Linked DNA regions of Homo sapiens: region 2 is linked to region 1. The links are chromatin loops, found by intact Hi-C in ENCODE. Cell type or tissue: Calu3. All regions are shown on one strand.

Region 1 (5,000 bases):
GGCTTCAAGCTGTCCCTGGCTTAAAGGTGGAGTTTCACAAGGGACCCACCCATTTCCACCTAGGAACCTATCTGCCTCCCACCAGTAACAAAGGTATTCATAATAGCCTTGAGAATCCTCTGTCTTTCTATGGCATCAGTTATAATATCTCTCATCTTTTCCTAATTGAGCTTATTTGGATCTTCTCTCTTCTTTTCTTTGTTAATCTCACTAATGGTCTATCAATTTTATTTATTTTTTCAAAGAACAGGATTTTGTTTCATTTATCTTAGGTATTGTTTTACTTACTTCAATTTTGCTTAGTTCTGCTCTGATATTTGCTATTTCTTTTCTTCTGCTGGGTTTGGGTTTAAATTATTCTTTGTTTCTCCAGTTCTGCAAGGTGTGACCTTAAATTGTCTATTTGTTCTCTTTCAAATTTTTGATGTAGGCATTTAATGATGTTAAATTTCCTCTTAGCACCACTTTTCCTGTATTCCAGAGGTTTTGATAGGTTGTGTCACTATTACCATTCAGTGCAAAGAATTTTTAATTTTTTTTTGTTGGTTTTTGTTTTTCGTTATTTGTTTTCTCTTTTTTGAGACAAAGTCTCGCTGTGACACCCAGGCAGGAGTGCAGTGGTGCGATCTCAGCTCACTGTAAGCTCTGCCTTCCGGGTTCATGCCATTCGCCTGCCTCAATCTCCTGAGTAGCTGGGATTACAGGCGCCTGCCACCATGCCGGGCTAAATTTTTCTATTTTTAGTAGAGACAGGGTTTCACCGTGTTAGCCAGGATGGTTTCGATCTGCTTTCCTTTTGATGGTTTTAGTTCTAACATTTAAGTCTTTAATCCATCTTGAATTAATTTTTGTATAAGGTGTAAGGAAGGGATCCAGTTTCAGCTTTCTACATATGGCTAGCCAGTTTTCCCAGCACCATTTATTAAATAGGGAATCCTTTCCCCATTGCTTGTTTTTGTCAGGTTTGTCAAAGATCAGATGGTTGTAGATATGCGGCATTATTTCTGAGGGCTCTGTTCTGTTCCATGGGTCTATATCTCTGTTTTGGTACCAGTACCATGCTATTTTGGTTACTGTAGCCTTGTAGTATAGTTTGAAGTCAGGTAGCATGATGCCTCCAGCTTTGTTCTTTCGGCTTAGGATTGACTTGGCAATGTGGGCTCTTTTTTGATTCCATATGAACTTTAAAGTAGTTTTTTCCAATTCTGTGAAGAAAGTCATTGGTAGCTTGATGGGGATGGCATTGAATCTATAAATTACCTTGGGCAGTATGACCATTTTCACCATGTTGATTCTTCCTATCCATGAGCACAGACTGTTCTTCCATTTGTGTCCTCTTTTATTTCATTGAGCAGTGGTTTGTAGTTCTCCTTGAAGAGGTCCTTCACTTCCCTTGTAAGTTGGATTCCTAGGTATTTTATTCTCCTTGAAGCAACTGTGAATGGCAGTTCATTCATGATTTGGCTCTATGTTTGTCTGTTCTTTGTGTATATGAATGCTTGTGATTTTTGCACATTGATTGTGTATCCTGAGACTTTGCTGAAGTTGCTTATCAGATTAAGGAGATTTTGGGCTGAGACAATGGGGTTTTCTAGATATACAATCATGTCATCTGCAAACAGGGACAATTTGACTTCCTCTTTTCCTAATTGAATACCCTTTATTTCCTTCTCCTGCTTGATGGCCCTGGCCAGAACTTCTAACACTATGTTGAACAGGAGTAGTGAGAGAGGGCATCCTTGTCTTGTGCCAGTTTTCAAAGGGAATGCTTCCAGTTTTTGGACATTCAGTATGATATTGGCTGTGGGTTTGTCATAAATAGCTCTTATTATTTTGAGTTACATCTCATCAATACCTAATTTATTGAGAGTTTTTAGCATAAAGGGTTGTTGAATTTTGTCAAAGGCCTTTTCTGCATCTATTGAGATAATCATGTGGTTTTTGTCATTGGTTCTTTTTATTTGCTGGATTACATTTATTGATTTGTGTATGTTGAACCAGACTTGCATCCCAGGGATGAAGCCCACTTAATCATAGTGGATAAGCTTTTTGATGCTTTATTGGTTAGCTTGATGGTGTCTTATAAGTTGCTTAGGCTGACTTCACTTTTTTATTGTGAATTTTTTCTTTAAATTTTCGCTCCCCTTCCTGAATAATTTCAGATAACCTATGTTCTTAAGTGTGTATATTTTTTATCTGTTTGATAAAGTCTTCTTGTGTGCTCCTCTAGTGAATGCTAAAAATTCAGTGATTGTATTCTTCAGCTCCAGAATTTTTGTTTGGTTCTTTCTTTATAGAGTTTTATCTTTTTGTTAATATTTTCATTTTTATATGCACTATTTTTATTATTTTATATAGTTGTGTTCTCTCTTTGCTAATTATTTTAAAATGATAATTATGAATAATTTGACGAATAATTCATAGAACTTCATTTCCTTGAGGTTATTTTCTAGAAGTTTATTTTGGTCCCTTCATTGGGCCATGGTTTAGTGCTCTGTGTGTGTGTGTGTGTGTGTGTGTGTGTGTGTGTGTGTATGTATGCATTGTTGCCTTGTGCTCGTTGGCTGCAATTTGGATATTTGAAAAAATAGCTGCATCTCCCATTATTTACTACCTAGCTTGGTACAAAAGACTGTCTTCACCAGTCAGCCCAGCTAGAGATTCTGCAGGTCTCTCAAACCTTTTCTGGGAATGTGTCTTCTCTCAGCTTCTGTGTGTAATTACCCAGTTAAACTTTTTTTTTTTTTTTAATTTCATCTTTAGGAGTTTGCAGTCTATTGCTCCCTCTGCTGTCATTCTGTGGTAGGGCAGCCTTTTTAACACTGCCACTCGTGGTTTTGTTCTCAGTAGATCACAGGCATCGGAATTCTAGTTCCTGTGATTTGAGTTAGGTGATAGAAACTAGCCCCTTGTGCAGCCCCTCCAAAAGCTAGAATATTAAAACATGCTTTAATCTTCTCTTTCTTTCCTGTGGGAGAAGGTATGGCTAGGGAATTTTCTCCTACCTGTGCCATGCTGTACTGGCTGTACTCTATAGTGAGCCAATTCTGTGAAATTTCTTAGCAATTTCAATGACGCTCTTCTTGGCTTTGCTCTTGCCTAGGGTGCTGAAATCTTTGAACTTGTTTTGGAGTATTTTCATAAGGGCAATTTGGTCTATATATGTATATATTTCTTAAGTCCATTTCCCTGTGAGGAGAAAAGGAACATGGCTTTCCTATTCTGCCAACATCAGTCTCCCTCCACCTATACACCACATATCACTTTCAAAGGATATGTACTGACAACAAGGCAATACACTCTTATGTTCTATATTAGGTAATGAGACTATAGGCACTTATTTAAGTACTTTATACTATTTTGTCAGTTTGTAATATTTCATGTAATTTAAAAAGACTAGAAGATATCCCAAGAAATTCTTGCAATTAGAAAAAATAAAAATGGCATAGTTTTGGTGATGATATAATAATCCATTTGGCCATTATTTGATTTTAATTATAATAATTTATATAGAAATTTATATTTGTATTAATAACAACAGGGTTATAATTTGATTTAAGTGTCTTCAGACCATGCTCAACCTAATGTGAACATGCTCCAAAGGTTTAGTTATAGCTGAGTAGTCTGGAATTTAAAATTTCTCTTTTTTTATAGAAACATCTTATATAAATGTTTGGCTAACTGGTAAGATTCCAAAATACTAATATGTAAGTATTAAATAACTATAAAAACAGCACAGCTGAAATATTAGTAGATAAAATGTATACATAAAATCATTAAATACAGAGTATTCTTTAAAATCATTTAGAGGAAATCAGATGAGAAATTGATGAAGAAGTAGCAATAAGTAATATGGAAAATCTGCTTGTGGTATTCAGGTCTATGATCGCAACCATTCTTGTGTAATTTATTTTGTTTCTTACATTGAGAAGTTGACTAAAGGCCCATAATGGCATGTGACAAAGAGAGGTGAGCCTATTAATATACAGTTCAATAATAATACTTGTCCCATGAATATATTAAGAATTTAAATTAATGTATGAAAGTCATGTAACACGATTTCTGGTAAACTCACTGTAAGAAATCATGCATAATAGTATACTAAGGTAGCCTTATTAGAACATTTGTACATAAAAAACAAATAATAACGATAATTTAAAACTTATTTCCCTTTGAGGAAAGCAAAACTTGAGGATAAAGCAAAATAGATTTTAAAGAGATAATTGCTGCTTATAAATAGGATGCATAAAACACACAGAATAAAATATGAAGTGGAAGAAAAGAGCAAGACACTCATAATGCAGAAATACTTCCCTACACAAGTTGTTTATGAAAAGAGATAGCACATAGAGTCATTTGCAGACTGGTGAATAGGTGACACTGTTGAGATAGTTTAAAATAATATAAAAAGAGATTGTGACTAAATTCATGTACACCTGTCATTGGAAACAAGAAGTTCCAAAAGTTTGTGAAGTATTAATACACTGGAATTACTCTTTTTTTTTTTTTTAGTTTTCGCCTACATTGATGGAAACTGTATGTAGATTTGATATACACAGACAGCTTGTATTTAATTTAGATAATAACTAATAGAATGACTGATAATTAAATATCAATGAAAATAATAACTATGTTCACTGTTTATCTAGACCTTAACCTAGTGTTTCCAATGTACTGCACATTGGAATCTGCTGGAAATATTTATAAAACACAAAATCTGGCTCTTAATTCCAAAATCTGTTTTCATTGGTATGCAAAACGGGCATCATTCTTGTCAAAAGCTCCCAAGACTGTTTCAATACACAGCAAAATTTGGAACACCTGCCTTTATTTGATATGCAAAAAACACATATTGTCTATATACATAGGAGAAATGTAAATTTGTCTGCCTTCCTTTCTGATAACATATGAAAACATGACGCTTTCATTAAAAATAGTCTTTCTCTCTCTTCCTTTCAATGATTCCCATGGGTTTTAGAAATCTATCCTTTGAGTTCCCT
Region 2 (5,000 bases), 300 kb before region 1:
TGTTAGATTTATTTCTGGGTATATCATTATTTTTAGAGTCTTCTTTAACGTTATTTTAAAATTTCACTTTTGTTTGTATGGGGTATGTAAGACTGCAATTTACTTTTGTATATTGGCTTTATTTATTTTATTTTATTTTATTTTATGTATTTATGTATGTATGCATTAAGACAAGATTTTGCTCTGTCACCCAGGCTGAAGTACAGTGCCACTGATGTTGGCTCACTGTAGTCTCAACCTCCCAGGCTCAAGCAATTCTCCCACCTCAGTTCCAAAGTAGCTGGACTACACGCATGCACCACCACACTTGGCTAATTTTTTATTTTTATTTTTATAGAGATATGTCTCCCTGTGTTGCTCAGGCTGATCTCAAACTCCTGGGCTCAAGCAATCCTCCTGTATTGGCTTACCAAAGTACTGGGATTGTAGGCATGAAGCACATCAGGTGGCCTGTATATTAAAATTGTATCTATCAATATTGATAAACTTTTTTCTGATATAAATAAATTCCTACATTTACAAATGTATATACATATATTGTATAATATATAACTTTTTTCCATATATTATTGCATAATTAAATTATAAAATTCAACATTAATTTAAAGTATGTTAAACAACATCTTTGTCTTGATCCTGAGTTTTTAAAAAATTTCTTCTAACCTTTCAATGTTGAGTAGAAAATTTTCCGAAGTTTGGTTTCTTGCTGGTCTTATTTTGTTTGTTTTTTTGTCATTTAATAGTTGTTTCATAATTTTCATCTGTCTAAGAAAGTTCACTTCTATTTTTTAACCAATAAAGGTATTGGAGTATACTTAAGGCTTTTCTACATTGATTGATATAATCATAGAATTGATTGAACTTAGAATTACACTTTTAAAGAAATTTTAACCAAAGTTGAATCTGAAAAGCATAAAGATTTTACTGTATCGAGGGTTTCAGGAATTAATGGTCAATATACAATCTTTGTGTACTTACACATGAAAACTTATTTCAAAATATTATTAATATGGTCTGTTTAAATTCTCATTCAACGGCCACATGGTTAAAATAAATTTATTTTTGGCAGCAGAAATAGACAAAGACCCTTTCAATAAACAAAGTTAGAAATGTGTTAGAATTCACCAAGACATTTTTGTGCTTTTTAAATCTCTTCTCTTGTGACAAAGCCTTTTGCCAACCTGTAGTGGAATCTCCCAATTAGATTGATTAGTATGAGTTCCTGGGGTTACTGGTTGGACTTAATTTAATGCCCCAAAAACATTTTTAAGAGAACTGTAACCAGACTTACCAAATGTAATACATTCTTCCCCCTTCAACACACACATACACACACACACACACAAACATACACACACACACACACACACACACACACATGCTTACTGGCCTATTTATCTGTGAAATAATATTTTCTCATAGAATTATGATGATTACGTACACGGATACTAAATATCTATATAAAAACATGTAATCTAATTTTTATTTAATTTGAATCTATTTAGACTCATAATTAAATGATGTCAAACAAATAAATTCTTAAGGCCTGGAAAATTTTCTCTCATTAAATCCCAAATGTGAATGATTTCCGAAAGACATATTTGAACACAATAATGTTAGGATTGTAAAGTCTTGTTTTTCATTTTTGTTGTTACTGTTACTGTGTCGGTTTTGTTTCTTCCTCAGGAAACTAAGTATTGAAGATTTTTACATAAGACAATTATTGCCCTGTTTTATTTTGAAACCTAGTTATATTTTATTTCAACTATCTTGAAAATTACATCAGAAAATCCTAGATAGTAAGTGTATTATAATGGCAATATTTTTAGAAATGTTAACTCCCAATAATGAATAATAATTTATATTATTTTAGTATTTTAAAGAACGTCTTAATGGACCCTGTATGTTGCTAATGAAATCTACTTAAACTTTTAATGTATTTATATCATTATTTTAACTTATAGATAGCACTAGCCCTAATTTGAAACAGTCTTTCTTCCTGAATATGAAGGAAACTAGTGCTTAGAGAATGGCTACAATATTTCCTATTAAATATGTTGTGTGTGTTCATCTTGGTTTTGTACGTCTACGTATATACGTACACATAATTTGTTTTATAATATACATTTCTTACATGTTATAAACATATATATTATATCTTTGTATAAACATAAGTAGATCTAAATGAACTTTATTTTTACGCCGTCAACAAAATTATTAAACTCCTAATAATTTGGACTCACCATACTTATTCAGCACTATCAACCATCATCCATAGGAGGGCAGCAGATCCTAAAGCTTGATAAACTGCTTGAAGAAAAAGAAAGTCTCAAGTGAGATTTAACTTTAACCTAAGGACTACATTTAGCAACTGCCAAAGGATGCACATTTTTGTTTTATAGTTTTGAAAGTGCTTTTACACATAGTTTATTGTTGAATACTAACAATAGTTCTGTAATTCTAACTTTATTTTACAGATGAAGAAATCAAGATCAGAGAAGTTGAGAATTTCCTGGCAATTGGAAACTGAAATTATATCCTATTTCCACCAGCTACATATTTCTCATTCACCTACATTTTAACTACAAAACAGTAGTGGAAAAAGCATGGGCAGAAACTTATGCAGATATTTCTTTCCTCCATTGTCATTGATTATAGATGCCACATACACAGAGGCAATTTCAAGTGGGAAAATGAAACTTAGAAACCACTATTCAAAAAAAAAAAAAAAAAGAAAAGAAAATGGCAGAGAAATTTAGAAAGTGTCATTAGCTTTTGATTTTTATTATAATGAGAAGCTACAGTTCCAACTAAATGGAGGATTTATAGCTTATACTTTTCCATTTCTTATCTCCCTAAATGAACTATCGCAAATCCTAGTTAGAAGATAAAATTATCAATTTTTTCTGGCTTCATTTCTCTCAAATTAATTGAATGGGTAAGCCAGTGGCTTTACAGGAAATGGTAAACTGGAAGTTGCAAACACTTCAGTTCCTTTTTGTTGGTGGGGTACATGTTATAATTGTTTAAGTTTTCATTTTTAATTATTATGTATACATAATAGTTGTATCGATTTACAGGAAATGTGACATTTTGATGAAAGCTTAAAATGTGTAATGATCAAATCAGGATAATTGGGATATCCATAACCTCAAACATTTATCTTTTCTATGTTAGGAAAATTCCAATTCCACTCTTAGTCATTTTAAAACACACAAATTATTATTAACTATAGTCATCCTATTGTGCTATCAAACACTAGATTTTTTCATTCTAACTATATTTTTGTAGCTATTAATCATGCCCTCTTTATACCCTCCCCACCCCCCAAGACCTTTCCCAGCCTCTGGTAACCATCTCTCTACTCTATATCTTCTCTATATCTTCATTCGTTAATTATTGTTTTTAGCTTCCACATGTGAGTGAAAACACGGCATATTTGTCTTTCCGCGCCTGGCTTATTTCATTTGACTTAACTGGAGGAAACTCTAGATTCATCCAAGTTATTGCAAATGACGGGATTTTCACTTGTCCGTTGATTCACCCATTGATGCACATATAGGTTGATTCCATATCTTGGCTATTGGGAACAGTACTGCAATAAACATGGGTGTACAGATATTTCTTTGATATACTGATTCCTTTATTTGGATATATACCCAGCAGTGTGATTGTCGGATCATATGGTAGTTTTATTTTTAGTTTTTTGAGAAATATCCACACTCTTCTCCATAGTGGCTGCACCAATTTTATATTCCCACCAACAGTGCACAAGGGTTCCCTTTTTCCATATCCTCACCAGCATTTGTTATTGCCTGTTTTTTTGTCTGTCTGTTTGTTTGCTTGTTTGTTTTTGCGGCGGGGTCAGGGTGGTAAAAGCCATTTGAACTGGGCTCAGATGATATCTCATTATAGTTTTTACTTGCATTTCTTTGATGAATAGTGATGTTGACCATTTCTTCACTTGCCTGTTGGTTGTTCTTTTGAGAAACGTCTATTCAGATCTTTTATCCATTTCTTTTTGATTACTCATTCTTTTCTTTTTGAATTGTTTGAGCTGCTGATATATTCTACTTATCAATCCCTTGTCAGATGGGTACATGGAAAATATTTTCTCCCATTTTGTAGACTGTTTCTTCAGTTTGTTGATTGTTTTCTTTAATGTGCAGAAGCTTTTTCGGTTGAGGTTGATGTGATCCCATCTGTCCATTTTTGCTTTGGATGGCTGTGCTTCTGAGGTCTTATTAATCAAATCTGCCCAGAACATTGTCTTAGTGTTTCCTCAAAGTTTCGGGTTTTAAATCAGTGAGATTTAACTTAAAGATTAGAAAGATTAGATTTAAATTAGAGTGATTTAATTTTTCAGGGTGATTTGATTTTTGTGTATGGTGAGAGATAGAGATTGATATGGTTTGTCTCCTGTGTCCTCATCCAAATCTCATGTTGAATTGTAATTCAAAATGTTGGGGGAGGGATCTGTTGAAAGGTGATTGGATCATGAGGTCTGGTTTTCCACTTGCTCTTCTTGTGATAGTGAGTTCTCATGAGATATAGCTGTTTAAAAGTGTGTAGCAATTTCCCCTTATCTCTTTCTCTCTCCTGCCACCATGTGAAGATGTGCTTGCTTCCCCATTGCCCTTCCACCACAATTGTAAGTTGTCTGAGGCCTCCCAACCATGCCTCCTGTACAGCCTGTGGAACTGTGGGTCAATTAAACCTCTTTTCTTTATAAACTACAGTGTCAGATAGTTCTTTATAGTAATGTGAGAACAGACTACTCAGAGGTCCACTTTCATTGTTCTACATATAGATACCTAGCTTCCCAGCACCATTAAGAGTCCATTCCTTTCCCAATGTATGTATTTGGCAGCTTTGTTGAAAGGTAGTTTACTGTAGATGTACAGATTTATTTCTGTGTCCATTATTCTATTCCATTGGTCTATATGTCTTTTTTTATAATAGTGCCATGCTGTTATGGCTACTAGCTTTGAAGTATAATT

The links. Peaks named below come from ENCODE experiments on the same cell type or tissue, not always from the same donor. Only the 100,000 strongest peaks of a DNase experiment are listed, where the experiment ranks them.
Region 2: a loop joins it to region 1, with 22 times the contacts of the local background. A loop is called at or near these places in 34 of 110 quality-filtered maps.

The regions. Positions count from the first base shown.
Region 1 is chr4:69,315,893-69,320,892 of GRCh38, reverse strand. No RefSeq gene overlaps it. Among named protein-coding and RNA genes, the nearest start is that of UGT2B28, 38 kb to the right of the region's middle. In Calu3, a CTCF peak has its summit at 2,791 (motif pointing left); a DNase peak (open chromatin) is centred at 2,792.
Region 2 is chr4:69,614,567-69,619,566 of GRCh38, reverse strand. The region is part of intron 3 of UGT2A1 (UDP glucuronosyltransferase family 2 member A1 complex locus); the gene reads left to right. The region is part of intron 1 of UGT2A2 (UDP glucuronosyltransferase family 2 member A2); the gene reads left to right. Among named protein-coding and RNA genes, the nearest start is that of UGT2A2, 23 kb to the left of the region's middle. In Calu3, no CTCF peak of the experiment used is centred here; a DNase peak (open chromatin) is centred at 2,276.